2 separate regions of the Homo sapiens genome follow, and region 1 is linked to region 2. The links are chromatin contacts, found by Hi-C or POLR2A ChIA-PET in ENCODE. All regions are on one chromosome and are shown on one strand. Each heading gives the region's core, a stretch centred on a gene start or an enhancer-like site at or near the end of the contact. The rest is flanking DNA. Distances are from core to core; before and after follow the strand shown. Region 1 overlaps BMP5 (bone morphogenetic protein 5). Region 2 overlaps BMP5 (bone morphogenetic protein 5).

What was found. Hi-C counts contacts between places; a loop is a spot of excess contacts on that map. ChIA-PET counts read pairs that join two places held with the same protein, here RNA polymerase II (POLR2A).
Region 1: a loop to region 2 is called in a map of PC-3, with 6 times the contacts of the local background. The contact joins two enhancer-like sites. A Hi-C loop is called at or near these places in 2 of 168 maps with a recorded cell type or tissue (PC-3 and mammary epithelial cell). POLR2A ChIA-PET finds 5 or more read pairs at or near these places in 1 of 52 experiments (Panc1).

What each region holds. Positions count from the first base shown.
Region 1 is chr6:55,793,164-55,795,863 of GRCh38, reverse strand. It overlaps BMP5 (bone morphogenetic protein 5), which reads left to right. Exons shown (of 7, transcript NM_021073.4): 3 at 1,437-1,585. Among named protein-coding and RNA genes, the nearest start is that of BMP5, 81 kb to the left of the region's middle. Within about 2 kb of position 1,288, at least 2 of the 41 ENCODE cell types and tissues checked have a DNase peak (open chromatin) inside an H3K27ac peak, as active enhancers do; they include PC-3 and mammary epithelial cell, where a contact is called at or near this core.
Region 2 is chr6:55,756,903-55,759,661 of GRCh38, reverse strand. It overlaps BMP5 (bone morphogenetic protein 5), which reads left to right. Exons shown (of 7, transcript NM_021073.4): 6 at 547-657. Among named protein-coding and RNA genes, the nearest start is that of BMP5, 120 kb to the left of the region's middle. Within about 2 kb of position 1,326, at least 4 of the 41 ENCODE cell types and tissues checked have a DNase peak (open chromatin) inside an H3K27ac peak, as active enhancers do; they include PC-3 and mammary epithelial cell, where a contact is called at or near this core.

The sequences.
Region 1 (2,700 bases), core at 39-2,538, 36 kb before region 2:
AGTATCTAAAACTGAATCCTATATCAGATGTGAAAAAAGCAAGCGTTTCAATCCTTCCTTTGGTAAACACTATGACTGTAATTGTGAAAAGACAATAAAACATTCATAGTTTGTATTAGGATATTTAGATTATTTCCTTATCATATTACATTTATTTGAATTTCTCTAGATTAATAGAAAAAAATCTAGTTAAGAAACGAAGATGTAGTTTCTAAGATACACATTTTTTAACTTTGTTTTTGTTAAAATGGTTCACTTTTAAATTTGAGTATTTTTCATTAAAAAAGTATGATTTATTAAAAATGTGTTTTCACATTTTGTAAGCCACCCTTAAAGTGACTTCTATGATGTATACAGACAGAAAATGCAGTAAAATAGTATTTAACACAGTATGTTGATATTTAACCTAGTATAATAATATTAAACAATGAATAGCTCTATTGTTTTCTATATAAATAATATGCTCTTAAATAGATTCAATACAATATCAAAGGTCATAAAATGCATAATGGTGTTATTTCTACTCTATCTTGAGGGAGATACAGTGTTTTACAGTTAACCTATTTGAGCCTGAATGTTTTCAATACTAAGGAGCTGTTGTAAAGATTAAATGTCAGAAATAGGTAATTTTAGCTCAGAAACTGCCTGTAGTAAGAGAATAATAAATTATTCATTATAATTCAACAAATGTTTATACATTTATAAATATAATGCTAAAATTAAGATTCAGCAATACAACCATAAACGTTAATAACAGTAACACTGTGCAGATTATTCTAAAATATATAAGTAAGTTCATATTCACAGCCATTACTGTCCCAAGGGGACTTAAGCTTGCAGAAGATATTAACAAAAGTTCTCATAGATTGTGCCACTCAACTCATGGGATTTATCCTTAAACCAGTGGTATTACTCTGTAATACTCTCTTGGTGTTTGGTATCCATAAAATAATTATATAATAAAAATAGAAAAAATATTAGAAAACTCCTTCTAAAACAGATGATTGCATTACATCCTGCCTGTGTTCCATTCATTTGAGAATTCACATTCATCCAAACTGGAACAACTACTTTCATTTGACTCTATTCAGTTTAATCCTTTGTTTTGAGGACTACTTACAGATGGTGGTTACCGGGAACACTGATGACCAGGGATCAAATTAAGAGCACTAAGTCAGTTTATAAAGGCCAATGAAAAGCAGGAAAATGGAAATTACTTTCAGATAGAGATTACTAATTTGTACCAGGTTTGGTTGGGAGCCTAGTAACAAAGGTTTTGTATCTTATTACTCATCACTTGAGTCACTTGTTCCTCTTGTTCTTTAACTAACTGCTGTTATTTTACAAACTGCTTTTGTAATGTTTTCACTTAAGTCTAGGAAATAATGATGTTCATTTAAACCTTTAACTTTTTTTGTTGTTCCTTTTCTTTTTAGGGATGCAGATCTGTTCTTGTTAGACACAAGAAAGGCCCAAGCTTTAGATGTGGGTTGGCTTGTCTTTGATATCACTGTGACCAGCAATCATTGGGTGATTAATCCCCAGAATAATTTGGGCTTACAGCTCTGTGCAGAAACAGGGGATGGTAAGCACTGAATTTTATATATTTTTTTGTGAAGCTTGTTTGACACATTGAGAGTTATCGTTTTTTATGTGATATAACCAATATATGTTTTATATTTATGATGTCCAAGTCAACGCATTCTATAGGGTAGTGCAAAACTATATTAGTTAGTTAATCAATTCAGAACACATTTATCCAATACATTTATTGTCAGGCTCTGGGGTGGGAGGTAAAGAAGACGTAGGTACTGCTACTGTTCTCAAGGAATTTTTAGTCTAGTGTTGAAGACCTGTATATGTAAGTAAGTAGCACTACTCTAATACAACAATACCAAAATAATATAGTTGTGGTGGTTACACAACTATACGATTTGTAAAAATTTATGGAACTGTACATCAAATAAGAATAAATATTACTATATGCAAATTATGTCTTAAAGCTCGACTAAAACAATGATAAATATGTATCAAAAAAGACACTAGGGAAGTAAAGGAGCTACCAATAATACAAAGTGGGAGAGAGGAGATGGGGATGGAATGAGTCACAAAAAACTGCAGAAAAATAATACCAAGTTAGTTCTTTACATATTGCAATGTTTGATCAAAGACTACTGCTCCAGAAGTACTTGTGGAAGGGTCTGTGGGAAATCTTCACTTTTAAGAAGGTCCAGAAGTAATTCTTATGCTCACAAGTATTTACTGGGCACCTACTATATGCCCTAATACTGAAAAATAGTGACACATCAAAGACACCATGGGAAAGCAGAACATACACAGCTAAAGACACCTGGGATGGAGCCAAAAGAGCCACTTGGTGAGATTCTGGAGATATAAAAGTGAGCCAATGCAGATGGCTTTATGAGACTTGCATTTGAGTGATGCACGAGGTAGTAATAACACAATAGTATTAGTGAATGCATATCACAGCACACTGAGGTGTTCAATGGATCTGTGAACATAGGATGGTGACTAGATTTGAGCTATAATCTGAAACACGAAGATGTGATTAGGGGAAGAAGTTGGGGGGCAGGCAATTCAGACACATGGAACAGAATTTGCAGACTGTGGTGATGGTGATACTGGCATATTTGCTCAGAAGGCTCAGGAAGCCAAGGCCAATATATTCAGATCTTTGTT
Region 2 (2,759 bases), core at 77-2,576:
AAGTTAATGCATGAATGGAAAGAAAAACAGCATGCAGAAAAAATATTAAGGCTTTAGGATGTTGTCAGACTTATAAAACTAAGAATGAGTTCTTAAGAAGTAATGAGAATGATCTCAATTAACTTGATTCTCCTTTTTCTTTCGGGTTCACTTGAACTTTCCAGAGTTCATCATTTCCTGTTTAAACAATATTTAGAATGCTATTTTCTTATAATAGTTTTATTCGTGAATACATGTTTAATACATACTATGAATATCTTACATAACTACCCCTTGGGAGTAATTAGAGAGGACAATTTCTTGTGAAAATATTTATACTTTTGTCCTAAACTTCAGCTTAAAATTAAAGGGTGTGGGGAAGATAATTCCATTAGAATAATTGTTGGACCAAGAATAGAAACCTATTCAGATACAATATATTTCAATAACTTTTAAGATTTTTTAAAAATTTTTACTTTGGTGATATTTTTTCTTGTTGTTTTTTTTTTTTTTTTTTTTTTTTTTTTTTTTTTTTTTTGTGTGTGTGTGTGTGTGTGTATGTGTCAGGACTGGATTATAGCACCAGAAGGATACGCTGCATTTTATTGTGATGGAGAATGTTCTTTTCCACTTAACGCCCATATGAATGCCACCAACCACGCTATAGTTCAGACTCTGGTAAGCTTTGTTTTTGAAGGATTAAGAAAAGCTTAGAATGCAAGCATATTATAAAGTTGTTTTAGAGGAAAGCATCTATTTACAATTTTAATGCATTATTTTATCTTCTCAAACTCATTTGTTTCTTTTTAGAGCTGAAGTAACAACTGTGGGTATAGTCAGGAAACTCGGGCTGGTTTAGAGTAATCCCAGTTACACAATGGAGAAGGATTCAGCTAGGAAAACTGGAGTAATAACATGAAATGGTCATCTTGAACTGTTTGTTCATTACACAGTATGACTAAGCACACAGGTTCCCTGGGGCTGTTTCTAACCTAGCAATTCATTAGTAATCATTGCAAAAACATTGAGTAATAGCTGTACTAAATTTCATCTGAGGGTTTTTAATTATTTAAGAATGTTCTATAACATACTTTGGTATTATAAAAGTTCTTCAATGTAGTATACAAATAGGAAGCTAATTTCTATTTCTTATTGTTCTCCTCCTCCTCCTGTAATCTTTAAAGTAGAAATTATACTTCCTTTTCTTTATTCCTCAATCTCAGAAACTTAGCAGTGATTAAATCTCTAATAATCTAGGCTTATTTTTATGAACAATGTACTGAAGGGTTGACGTGATTAACTGATTGCCTTGTACCTAATGAGCTCATGAAACCTATTGAGAGTCTGATGTACCTCATAGCATCTGGCCTATCGATTTGGCAGAGGAACAATCTCCCTAAGACTAAATGAGAGGCTCCTAGAAAACATACCAGACTATGTGACATAATTTTAAATCAATGTTTGGGCTAATATAAAAATTTTAACTTTTGTATTTAAGAAGAATGGGAGAGAACACATTATTTTAGAATCAAGGCTTGATGGGAGTGGAATTATTTGGTGGACGCCAGTAAGAGAAAAGTAGATAGTAGACAATCTTGTCTTTGTGGGTGAGGTTTATTTATGGAAAAAGAAAGAATTACTCTTAGAATTTGTGAAGATTCGACTCTCCATAAGTTTGCTATTTTCCCCCACAATTAATTTAAAACTTAAAGCTGAATTAAGGAATAAACAATGATATCTGTGAACTGGCAAAAGCAAATACTTGAATGACTTGATATTTACTGGCATCTTTATTGACTTAATAAAATACGACAGAATATCTAGACACCAAAAAGTGCAATCTATAACAACTAGAGCATGAACGTTATCAAAGACTGGAAATAACCTTGGGCTAGAGAGCAACAGAAAGATAAAGCAAATATACATTTTGATAATAAATTATTTATAAGTATTCTTCTTTTTATTGATTCATGACCAGTGAGAATGCCTACTTTAGTGCCATATACAAGGTAAAGAGTAAATTTCTGGGGGGATTTAAAGTCTGATATGACTTCACCTTTGCTATCTGTAAGTATAAGCTCTTCTTTATATGGAATAGTGTTTCCAGGAGTATGGAGTGTAGGTAGGCTTTGCAAGGATGGATGTTTTGCATTCAAACTTCTACCACTAAAAGAATTTTTAAGAAGCTAACTTTTCTCTTTGTATATGAGAATTCATGTTGACATGAAAGCATATCAGATAAAGAAGAATGCTGTTGTTTCATCCTATGAAGAGAACTTCATGATCACTGTCTTTCTGTAAGGTCATAGAATAACTCCTATCAGTTGAAGTAATGCTATTTAATTTCTCAGAAAATTCTTTGCCTCTTTTTATCATCATTTTGATGACTATGAAAGCAGACTTTTGCTTCCTTAGATATGGATCTAATGTATCAAAAATTCCCTCAGGCTAAGCAATGCCTACTTATTGAAAAATACCCTTTGTCAAATACTCCCCCTTCTCTCATTTTTTCTTTTTTAAAATAAATAAATACATATTTTCAGCTCTTATGGCTGTAGTAAAGTATCAAAAAACAAATATAAAAAAAATCTGACACAAACTTTGAACAAGAGTCTGCTCTGTATCTCTACCCTGGGATGTAGGACATAAGTCATTGCAAAACTGGAGCATACACGTGAAGTTTGATTTTTTTTCCCTGGTGTTGTGCACGCTTTATGTTTGTTCTGTGAAGGACATGAAACAAAAAGACGGAGGAAAGCATGTTTGTGACTAATATATTG